Linked DNA regions of Homo sapiens: region 2 is linked to region 1. The links are chromatin loops, found by intact Hi-C in ENCODE. Cell type or tissue: HCT116. All regions are shown on one strand. Links, peaks and the distances in the headings refer to the core of each region. The heading gives the core; the rest is flanking DNA. Region 1 overlaps RAP1GAP2 (RAP1 GTPase activating protein 2). Region 2 overlaps RAP1GAP2 (RAP1 GTPase activating protein 2).

Evidence for each region. Hi-C counts contacts between places; a loop is a spot of excess contacts. Peaks named below come from ENCODE experiments on the same cell type or tissue, not always from the same donor. Only the 100,000 strongest peaks of a DNase experiment are listed, where the experiment ranks them.
Region 2: it touches region 1 in a loop (2.9-fold over the local background); 1 of 110 quality-filtered maps calls a loop at or near these places.

Annotation. Positions count from the first base shown.
Region 1 is chr17:2,973,451-2,978,822 of GRCh38, forward strand. The region is part of intron 8 of RAP1GAP2 (RAP1 GTPase activating protein 2); the gene reads left to right. Among named protein-coding and RNA genes, the nearest start is that of RAP1GAP2-AS1, 10 kb to the left of the region's middle. In HCT116, for the core only: no CTCF peak of the experiment used is centred there; a DNase peak (open chromatin) is centred at 2,141; H3K4me3 peaks cover 1,660 bases; H3K27ac peaks cover 1,313 bases.
Region 2 is chr17:2,891,356-2,896,727 of GRCh38, forward strand. All of the region lies in intron 2 of RAP1GAP2 (RAP1 GTPase activating protein 2), which reads left to right. Among named protein-coding and RNA genes, the nearest start is that of RAP1GAP2-AS1, 72 kb to the right of the region's middle. RefSeq lists enhancers at 1,136-2,335, 1,879-2,662. In HCT116, for the core only: no CTCF peak of the experiment used is centred there; DNase peaks (open chromatin) are centred at 1,406 and 2,366; H3K4me3 peaks cover 1,454 bases; H3K27ac peaks cover 1,641 bases.

The sequences.
Region 1 (5,372 bases), core at 97-5,096:
GGTTGCAGTGAGCCGAGATCACACCACTGCACTCCAGCCTGGGTCACAAGAGCAAGAATCCTTCTCAACAAACAAAAGGAAAACAGTAAAATTGTTGGAACTCAAGAAATAATTGTAGAAATAAACAACAACATGGGATAAAATCTAGTCTGTTTAAATAATGAATTTATGAATTGGAAGATAGACCCAAGGAATTCCTCCAGAACACAGCACAGATCAAGAGATGAAGTATATGAAAAAGAAGATATGTGGATAATAGACTGGGAGGCCCCAGCATGTGTCATAAAGACGTTCCGGAAGGAAAGAATAAACTAGTGAACAAATATCCACAAAAATATTAGATGAGAATGTTTCAGAATTGAAGAAACCACACACCGTGCTGCTGAAAGTGATTTAAAAACAAAACAATACTTCTAGACATGCTGAAGTGAAACATCAGAAATAAAAGATTTTAAAAATTTAAAAGAATTTTAAAAGCTGTCTGAGGATACAGACAAGATAATCTATGATCTAATGAGAACTAGGATGAAAATAGATTTCTCCCTATCCATGATAGTTGTTAAAGACAATGGGGCAATATCTTTCAAGTGTTTAAAAAAAGAAAGAAGGGGCCGGGCGTGGTGTCTCATGCCTGTAATCCCAGCACCTTGGGAGGCCAAGGCGGGCGGATCACGAGGTCAGGAGATCGAGACCATCCTGGCTAATACGGTGAAACCCTGTCTCTACTAAAAATACAAAAAAAAAAAAAATTAGCTGGGCGCAGTGGCAGGCGCCTGTAGTCCCAGCTACTTGGGAGGCTGAGGCAGGAGAATGGCGTGAACCCAGGAGGCGGAGCTTGTAGTGAGCCGAGATAGCGCCACTGCACTCTGGCCTGGGCGAAAGAGCGAGATTCCATCTCAAAAAAAAAAAAGAAGGAAAATAACCCTCAACCTAAAATTCTATACCTAGAAAAGCCAAAGACAAAATAAAACTGCTTTCAGACATAAAAAAATGGAGGGAATGTCCCACTCGGGCTCTTTCTGAAAGAATTACTGAAGGATACACTTCAGTCAAAAGAAAAGAAAAACCAGAAAAGATTTAATTAGAAAGTGACAAGAAATAGATAAAATATGTTGATAAATTTAATTACTGATGGTAAAAAGTGGGATTTTTTTTTTTGCATGTTTAAAAGGAGGCTTGAACTAAATTTATAAACAAAAGTAGCAAGGACAATGGGAAGGAAAAAATGTTCAGTGGATAAAAGCATACTCTGTTGTTGCTTATTTGTGCCCCTCAGGAGAGAGAATACAATCTTAGAGTTTGATGAAAAAAATATAAATAGGTGTATTGGAAGATACAGAAATACAGTCTATAGCAAATTAGTAGGAGATAAAAGGAGGATTAACAAAAAGAAAGCAAAAAACAAAACATCAATTGAAGGTAGGAAAGGAAGAGAAAAAAAGGAAAGAAAACACAGGGAACAGAAAATATAAAATGATGGTTTAGAAATAATTTCAGGCCAGTCACGGTAGCTCACGCCTGTAATCCCCACACTTTGGGAAGCCAAGGTGGATGGATCACCTGAGGTCAGGAGTTTGAGACTAGCCTGGCCAACATGGCGAAACCCCATTTCTACTAAAAATACAAAAAATTAGCTGGGCGTAGTGGCATGTGCCTGTATTCCCAGCTACTCAGGAGGCTGAGGCAGGAGAATCACTTGGACCTGGGAGGCAGAGGTTGCAGTGAGCTGAAATTGCGCCACAATACTACTCCAGCAGGTGACAGAGCAAGACTGCGTCTCAAAAAAAAGAAAAAGAAAAAGAAAAAGTTTCAAATATGATAGTAATTGCAATAAGTATAAATAGATTAAATTAGCCTATTACAATACCAGCCTATCAAATTGAATTAAAAATATAGCTATATTCTGCTTATAAGAGACATACCTAAAGAAAAATGGTGTGGAAAGATTTAAAATAAAGGAATGGAAAAAGATATGCTGGGAAAGTACCATGAACGTTGGTATAGCAATAGTAATATCAGACAAAATAGAATTTCAGGACAAAAAGACTAGGGATAATGTACTCCTTTGTAACCTGGAATACTTCTTCCCCACTCCTGATGTTTCCTGTGGCTAGAGGGAATACTTTGGTGTAACACCCGGGCTCTCTTCACCCTCCCTGATGGGCGTGTTTGGGAGCAGGAACTCACGTGTGTAGCTGTGTTCCTTCCCCCTTTTCCTCTTGGACAGAGCTGCCCTGAGGGTGGTCTCCTGTGCAGTTAAGTCTCACCTGAGCAGCTCCATGGGAGGGGGCTTGCCCCTGGCCCGCACTGCCTGTGACTGGGTGGGTAAGTTGGGCTGATTCTGGTATTTAGTTAGACCCGTTTCATCTTCACACTAAGCCGTGTGCTCCCACGTGGTGGAGTGATTTTGACTCCGAACACCTTACTCTGTTGTTTGTTTGCTTTTGAATTTGTTCAGAAACTGGGCAGGGAAAGAGTCCTTTTTCTAGGTCCCCCAGAGGCCTTGGCCTGTGTGATTATAAAGAGGGCACGTTCTGTTTTTCATCACCCTGATGTTCCGTGAACACGCTCTGTTCACCCGGAATATCTAACAGTCATTAACTTGTACTTAATAACGTCGTCTTGAATTTTAAAAAGCAAAACTGAGAGAAATAGAAGGAGAAGTGGATAAACACTGAGTTATAGTGGGAGATTTTGACAACATTGCTGAGAACCCGGTGGATTGAGCAGGCAAAAAATTGTGAGGCTATGGAAGACTTGAAAGATACAGTTAACAAATTTGATCTTGGCTAACATGTATTCTTGCTCTTAGCAAAAGAAAAAAATACATTTTTTCAAGCTCACATGGAGTGGCAAAAAGTAAAAGTCCATGTATTAAAGTCAACACATTTCAAATAATATCATTTAGATTGTGTTCCTTGAATATAAGACAAATTATCAACAATTAAAATACTGGAGGGGAAAAAATCTCATATTTGGAAAGTTAAAAACTTTAAAAAATGACTAATGGACTAAAGAGGAAATCACAAAAGAACTGACAAAATATTTAGAACTAAATGACAGTGAAGATACTGTGTATCAAATTGTGTGGGCTGCAGTTGAAGTGGTATTTAGAGAGAGATGTATAGTTCTAAATGCACTTTAAAAAAAGATTAAATGAGTAAGTATGTAGGTCAGGAAGCTGGAAAAAGAGTAGTTGAAAAAACTCTGAAGAAAATAGAAGGAAGGAAATAAAAAAGACAAGAACCGACTAGTGAAATAGGAAGCAAAAATAAAAAAGGATAGAGATGGTAAAAGAAAAAACTCAGTCTTACTAGATCTTACTAGTCTTTCAAAAGACTAGTAAGATCGATAAACCTCCAGCTAAAACTGATAAGGGAAAACAAGGAAAAGATACAAACAGGCCAGGTGTGGTGGCTCACGCCTGTAATCCCAGCACTTTGGGAGGCTGAGGCGGGTGGATCACCTGAGGTCAGAAGTTCAAGACCAGCCTGGCCAACATGGTGAAATCCTGTCTCTACTAAAAATACAAAAAAATTAGTCAGGCGAGTTGGCGGGCACCTGTAATTCCAGCTACTCGGGAGGCGGAGGCAGGAGAATCACTTGAACCTGGGAGGCGGAGGTTGCAGTGAGCCGAGATCCAGCCTGGGCAACAAGAATGAAACTCCATCTCAAAAAAAAAAAAAAGAAAAAAAGAAAAGAAAAGATACAAATAGTATTACAGCAGTAAAGGTGAGGACGCAGTTAGAAACAAAGATGAAGTCTTCAGAGAATACCAAAAACAACTTTGTATCAATGTGCTTAATGAATGCTTTTATATAAACATATAAATTTCCAAAATTGACTCAATAAGGAGTAGAAAACCTAAACATTCACCACTAAAGAATTTGAATTAGTACGCAAAAGTATCCTCCTATAAAAACAGCAGGCCCAGAGATGTCACAGACTAGTTTTAGCAAACCTTTAAGGAATGAGAAAATCTCTTTATTATACAAACTATTTCAAAGGATCAAGCTGGGCGTGGTGGCTCACATCTGTAATCCCAGCACTTTGGGAGGCCAAGGTGGGTGGATCACTTGAGGTCAGGAGTTGGAGACCAGCCTGGCCAACATGGTGAAACCTCGTCTCTACTAAAAATATAAAAATTAGCTGGGCGTGGTGGCGCATGCCTGTAATCCCAGCTACTCGGGAGGCTGAGGCAGGAGAATTGCTTGAACCCGGGAGGCAGAGGTTGCAGTGAGCCGAGATTGTACCACCGCACTCCAGCCTGGGCGACAGAGTGAGAGACTCCGTCTTAAAAAAAAAAAAAAAAAAAAAAAAAAGATGAGAAGCAACCCAGCAATTTTATAAGACTGGAATAACACCTTGATATCAAAACCTGGCAAGGGAAGCACAAGAAAATAAAAAATAGGCCAGTGTTGCTTTTGAACAGAGCTGTGAAAATCTAAATAAAATACAGTAGTCTCCTCATATTCATGGGGGAAATATTCCAAGACCCCCAGTGGATGCCCAAAATGTCAGATAGTCCCAAACCTGATTGCCGTCAATGGAAACACATCTGTTTATATCTTTCACCCACACATGTCATCCTCTTTTCACCTTAACTAAGCATTTATGCACTGTGGGCATAACTTTTGCAGTTTGAGGTCCAACAGCAAAACTAGCAATAATTTCTTTTTCCTTCTTCACAATTTCACACATAGAAAATTCATCCGTACCATGGATCTCAGCAACCTTAGCATAGAATTTTTTTCTTTCCTTATTAAGAACTTTCACCTTTCGACTTAAAGGAGGCACTTAACAGTTTCTCTTTGTCATATCCAAAGTGCCAGCCTCACTCATGGGCCTTGTACTTTGGGGCCGTTATTAGTATGATAAGGATGAGGGTGGCTTGAACACAGGCGGTGAGATACTGCAACAGTCCCTCCGATCACTGAGATGGCTGATAAGTGACTGATGGGTAGGGAGCGTGTAGGGCGTGGGTATGCTGGACAAAGGGAAAATTCATGTCCCGGGTGGATAGAGTGGGATGGTGGAAGATTTCATCATGCTATTCAGGACGGCACAAAATTGAAAACTTATGAATTATTTCTGGAATTTTCCATGTAATATTTTTTTGGCCGTGGTTGACTGCAGGTAGCTGAAACTGGGGAAAGCAAAACCGTGGATAAGGGGGACTGCTGTATTAATAAATTGACTTCGGCCGGGTGCTGTGGCTCACCCCTGTAATCCCAGCACTTTGGGAGGCGGAGGTGGGTGGGTCACCTGAGGTCAGGAATTCGAGACCAGCCTGGCCAACATAGTGAAACCCTGTCTCTACTAAAAATATAAAAAATTAGCTAGGCATGGTGGCAAGCACCAGTAATCCCAGC
Region 2 (5,372 bases), core at 53-5,052, 82 kb before region 1:
GTCTCAAACTCCTGAGCTCAACCAATCCTCCCGCCTTGGCCTCCCAAAGTACTGTAATTACAGGTGAGAGCCACTGTACCTGGCCTATTTTTCTACTTTTATTTTTTTCTACCACAATTACTTTAATAGATGGCCCCTCCCTACCCTCCCCCATCTCCGCCAAGCTTGCATCCATCAGATAACCTGTCAATTCCATTCTTTCCCCCAGGAGATCTCACTTCCAGAGCCCCCCCATCCTCTAGTGATAGTATCCTCCCAAGAAAGGGTGCAAGGGTGTGAATTTTTTTGAGCTCTTGCATATTTCAGAATGTCTTTATTGGTTGATAGTTTGCCTGGGTGTGAAATTTTAGGTTGAAAATAATTTTCTTTGAGAATTTTGAGAGTTATAACATCATTGCCTACTAGATTCCAGAGTTGCTGTTGAAAAGTCTGATGATATGCAGATTCATATTTCTTTTCTTTTTTTTTTTTTTTTTTTTTTTTTTGAGACAGAGTTTCACTCTCGTCTCCCAGGCTGGAGTGTAATGATGTGATCTCGGCTCACTGCAACCTCTGCCTCCTCGGTTCAAGCGATTCTCCTGCTTCAGCCTCCCAAGTAGCTGGGACTACAGTCATGTGCCACCATGCCCGGCTAATTTTTGTATTTTTAGTAGAGACGGGGTTTCACTATGTTGGCCAGGCTGGTCTCGGACTCCTGACCTCAGGTGATCTGCCTGTCTCGACCTCCCAAAGTGCTGGGATGACAGGCGTGAGCCACCGCACCCGGCCCAGATTCCTATTTCTCTGTATATGGTATGTATTTATATTTTCTCTCTGGTGTCACTGAGAATTTTTCATTTGCCCAGGTGTTCTGAAATTTCCTGACAGTGTTTGGGATGGATCTTGTGTCTTTACTGTGCTGTGTACTTGGTGGACCCAGAGACTCAGGACCTTCAGTTCTGGAAGATGTTCTTGTACTATTTCCCTGCTAATCTTTCTGTTATGGTGAGACAACAGCCATTTTATTATGCTCAAGTTCTGTGGGTGAGGAATTCAGCTAGGGCGTGTTGGAGATGATGGCTTCTCTCTGCTTTCACAACGTCTGGGGACCTCATCTTGGGTGGCTCAGATGGCTGGAGATGACTGCGACGGTCCACTGGGGCTGTATGTCCGGGAGCTGGGCTGTGTTCTCATAGCATCTACTGGAGCTGAGATGCCCAAGGTGGTTTCTTCATGTGCATGGACTGGGATGTTTGGAGCATCTGGGCATCTCTCTCCATGTAGCCTCTCCATGTTCCCAGCTGCAGCATTGACAGTCTCAGTCAGGCCTTTCACGTGCAGGCTTGCTTTCTCTGGAGCAAATGTTCCTAGAGGTAGAGGTGGAAGCTGTCCTGTGACTCATTCCTGAAAGTGAGGTAATGTTACGTCTGTCTCATTCTGTTGGTCAAGACTGAGTCACAGGGCCAGCCCAGATTCAAGAGGGGAGCACACAAAGCCATCAGCACCAAGAGATGCCAGCTTTGGATACCAGCTGCCAGCTCCCCTCCCCTTTCTCTTTCTGGGAACTTTCTTGGTCGGCTATTTGATCTTTTTTCTCTTCCCTCTTTTGTTTTCTGTATCTTTATGTTTTTGTTCTACTTTTTGGGAGATTTCCTCAACTTAGTCTTTTCATCATATTTCTTTTTCTCTTTTTCTTTTTTCTTTTTTTTTGAGATGGAGTTTTGCTCTTGTTGCACAGGCTGGAGTGTAGTAGCGTGATCTTGGCTCACTGCAACCTCTGCCTCCCGGGTTCAAGTGATTCTCCTGCCTCAGCCTCCCAACTAGCTGGGATTACAGGCACCCGCCACCAGCTACTAGCCCGGCTAGTTTTTTTATTTTTTATTTTTAGTAGAGACGTGGTTTCTCCATGTTGGCCAGGCTGGTCTCGAACTCCTGACCTCAGGTGATCTGCCTGCCTCAGTCTCCCAAAGTGCTGGGATTACAGGCGTGAGCCACCGCACCCAGCCCCCTTACTGTTATTTTAATGGGCTTCAGAAGAAGTGGGATAATAAATGCGTGTGGTCAGTCTGACAGGTTCATCCTGGAAGTCTCAACAGGCTTCAGAATATCTCTATTTATATCTCCTAAAGGAAGTGAGGGTACATAGTTATCACTGCTGAAACATGATTTTTTATTGTGATAAATGTTATACATCCACACTGAATGAATCATAAGATGAATGCGCCTTTCCTCGCCATCCAGGTGAAGGGCGTTTACGGGCTGGGAAAATGCTGATAGCCCACACCTTGTGACTCCCGGCTTTTGTGAGTGGTTTCTGAAGCTGCCGGAGGCCGTGACCTTGTGCGCTGGCTGCCTCTGCTCTGACCATGACGCTGCTCCCCCCATGGAGGCCAGGCAGTGCCAGGCAGAGCCGCTGACTGCGCCCGGGAGGGGAACTGCTCTGTCGGCAGTTTCTGAGTGACGGAGTGCGTTTGAAGGGCTGGGTGCGTAGGCACCTGGCTTGGTGATTTCTTCAGCGCAGGGGAGGTGGAGCCTCTGCCACCCCCTGCTTGGCACGCGCTCTTCCCTGAGCACCGCCCTTCCAGCCCATCCCAGCAGGCTGCCTTCTCACCTCTCCTTCCCTGCCCCTTGGAGGGCTCCTGTTCATTTTTGCTTTATGAAAGCCGGCCAGGCGCTCATGTCTGTGATCCCAGCACTTTGGGAGGCCGAGGTGGGCAGATCACCTGAGGTCAAGGGTTTGAGACGAGCCTGGCCAACATGGCGAAACCCCGTCTCAACTAAAAATACAGAAAAAAAAAAAAGTTAGGCTGGGCATGGTGGCCCATGCCTGCAATCCCAGCACCCAGCACTTTGGGAGGCCAAGGCAGGCAGATCACCTGAGGTCAAGGGTTTGAGACCAGCTTGGCCAACATGGCAAAAACCCCATCTCTACTAAAAATACAAAACTTAGCCAGGCATGGTGGTAGGCACCTGTAGTCCCAGCTACTTGGGAGGCTGAGACAGGAGAATCGCTTGAACCCAGGAGGCGGAGCTTGCAGTGAGCCAAGATCGCGCCACTGCTCTCCAGACTGGGTGACAGAGCGAGACTCCGTTTCAAAAACAAACAAAAAACCCCCTAAAACCCCAAAGCCCTACATGCTGTCCCTGAGGGCCTCCACCCCTCCCGTGGCCTCAGCTTCCACCTCTGTTCTTGTTACACCTGTCTTTCTGCTTAGGTTTTAGTGCTGTTCTGATCCCATTTGGGTGTCCCAGGGGCCCCTGGCTTGCCGTGCGTCCAGAAAGAGAGCCTTATCATCTGCCTCTCGCAAAGCGACTCTCCTCCTCCGTCTGTATCACGGCTGAAGCGTCCGTCATTCTGTTTTCTGAAACCCAGGTTACTTGGTGTGTTTAGCTCTCGGCCCCCCCTTTACTTTCTGTCACCAAGTCCTCTTAATTTTGCTCCCGAAATGCCTTATGACTCTGACCCTTTCATGTCATTTCTGTGGCTGTGAGCGCAGTGGAGGGCAGCGCCCCTCGGCCCCGTTTCGGTCTTCCCCTGGCCCCTCCCTTCCAGCCGCTCCGTTCTCTCTCTGCTGCTTGCAGAGTCCTCCAGCAAAGCTCTGCAGGTCATGGGCACCCCGCCTCGGGCCCCTTGGCTTCCTTCCTTTGCCCTCGAGAGAGGGTTCAGCATGCGGCACCTTTTCCCAGCGTCCGCACAGCGCCGGCACTGTTTGTACTGTGTGTGTGTCACCTGTCTCAGGCCCATAATGTTTTCCTTCAAGCGGCTCAGGTGTTACAACTTCAGTGGACTTGTTTCAGAAGGCACCTTTACGTCACTACCATAAAAGGAAAATCAGGGTGGCCTCCCACAAAGAGGGTCTCTGTCAAAGCTCAGTAAGTGACTGTTACAGTGAAGACCACCCCAGGTGCCCTCGGGGGCCCGCGGGGAGGCAGGCGTCCACTCTGGGAAGCCGTGGGCCATGGGATCTCCTCCCCAGCGGGCCCCTTCTCCTCCTCAGAGGCAGTGTAGCACCGTGGTAAACGCCACAGACCCTGGGGCCAAGCCTGCGCCCAAGCCTCACTCTGCTCCTTTCCAGCAACATGATCTTGGTCCGCTTAACCTCTCTGAGCCTCATTTTCCCTGCTGTAAAAGGGGTTAATACTATTTCCTTCAGTGGATTGTGGTATTAAATAAGAGAGTGTACATGGATCACTTCACACAGTGCCCTAACCCTTGAGGCCTGTTTGCTGGCATTTGCCCTTCCCCGCTACTTTTTTTTTGAGACGGGGTCTTGCTCTGTTGCCCAGGCTGGAGTGCAGTGGCGCGATCTCGGCTTACTGCAACCTCCGCCTCCCGGGTTCAAGCAATTCTCCTGCCTCAGCCTCCCGAGTAGCTGGGATTACAGGCGCCTGCCACCATGCCTGGCTAATTTTTTGTATTTTTAGTAGATATGAGGCTTCACCACATTGGCCAGGCCGGTCTCAAACTCCTGACCTCTAGTGATCTGCCTGCCTCGGCCTCCCAAAGTGCTGGGATTACATCTGTGAGCCACCGCGCCCGGCCTGCCCTCCCCTTTTGCCAGCCTGCTGTGCCCTCGAATGGTGTGATGTGTCTCCTGGGCATTGCGACACTGGTGGTCTCTCCGTCATGCTGGTCACGTTCCTCTGCGTCCTGCTTCTGTGCCCTCCCCTTCCCCGCTTCTCCCGTAGGTCACTGCTGGCCTCTTCTCTAGGCCTAGATCAGCCGTTGCCTCCTGTGCGATCCCGTAGCTGGTCTCCCAAGGAGAACCAGACCTCTCCTCCCTGTGACCTCATGGCACTTGATTCTGTATCTCTTGTTTCACCCCATGACCCCACAGTCCATGTTTGGCACTCGGGTCTTTCAGGTGGGTGTGCCGTGCCTGCAGGATGGTTTTCTGCATTTTGCCCGGATCATTTTCTCAGATGCTTGTGAATCACACAGACGTCGCCTCCCACGCTGAGACACTACCCTTGGTCCCCAAGAACTCAAAACACACAAGAAGACGTTTGGCCACTGTCCCCTCCTCGCTCCCTGCTGTGGTACTTGGGCCAGGTGGAGCTGGCTTTCCCATGGCAGTGGGAAGGAGCACCGGAATGGGAGTCAGAGATCTCAGGGTTGAGGTCCAGCTCTCGTATTTTCTGACTCTGTGACCCCAGGCTCACATAGAACTCGGAATCTCTGCTGGCTTGGGTGTAAACCATAAAGCACGCATCAGTTCTAAAAGCTGCTTGTGCGGTAAAGGCTTATTTTCCCAGGGTGAGGATTTGCCCATGTGGGTAGATTGGTCCATCGCTCTGAGATATGTGCACGAGGGGGCCCCAGGTGCCCCCAACCACAGGGCTGTGGAGGGGCTGCAGAGGTTCTCCCAGGTGGTCTGCCCGTAGGGTCCTGT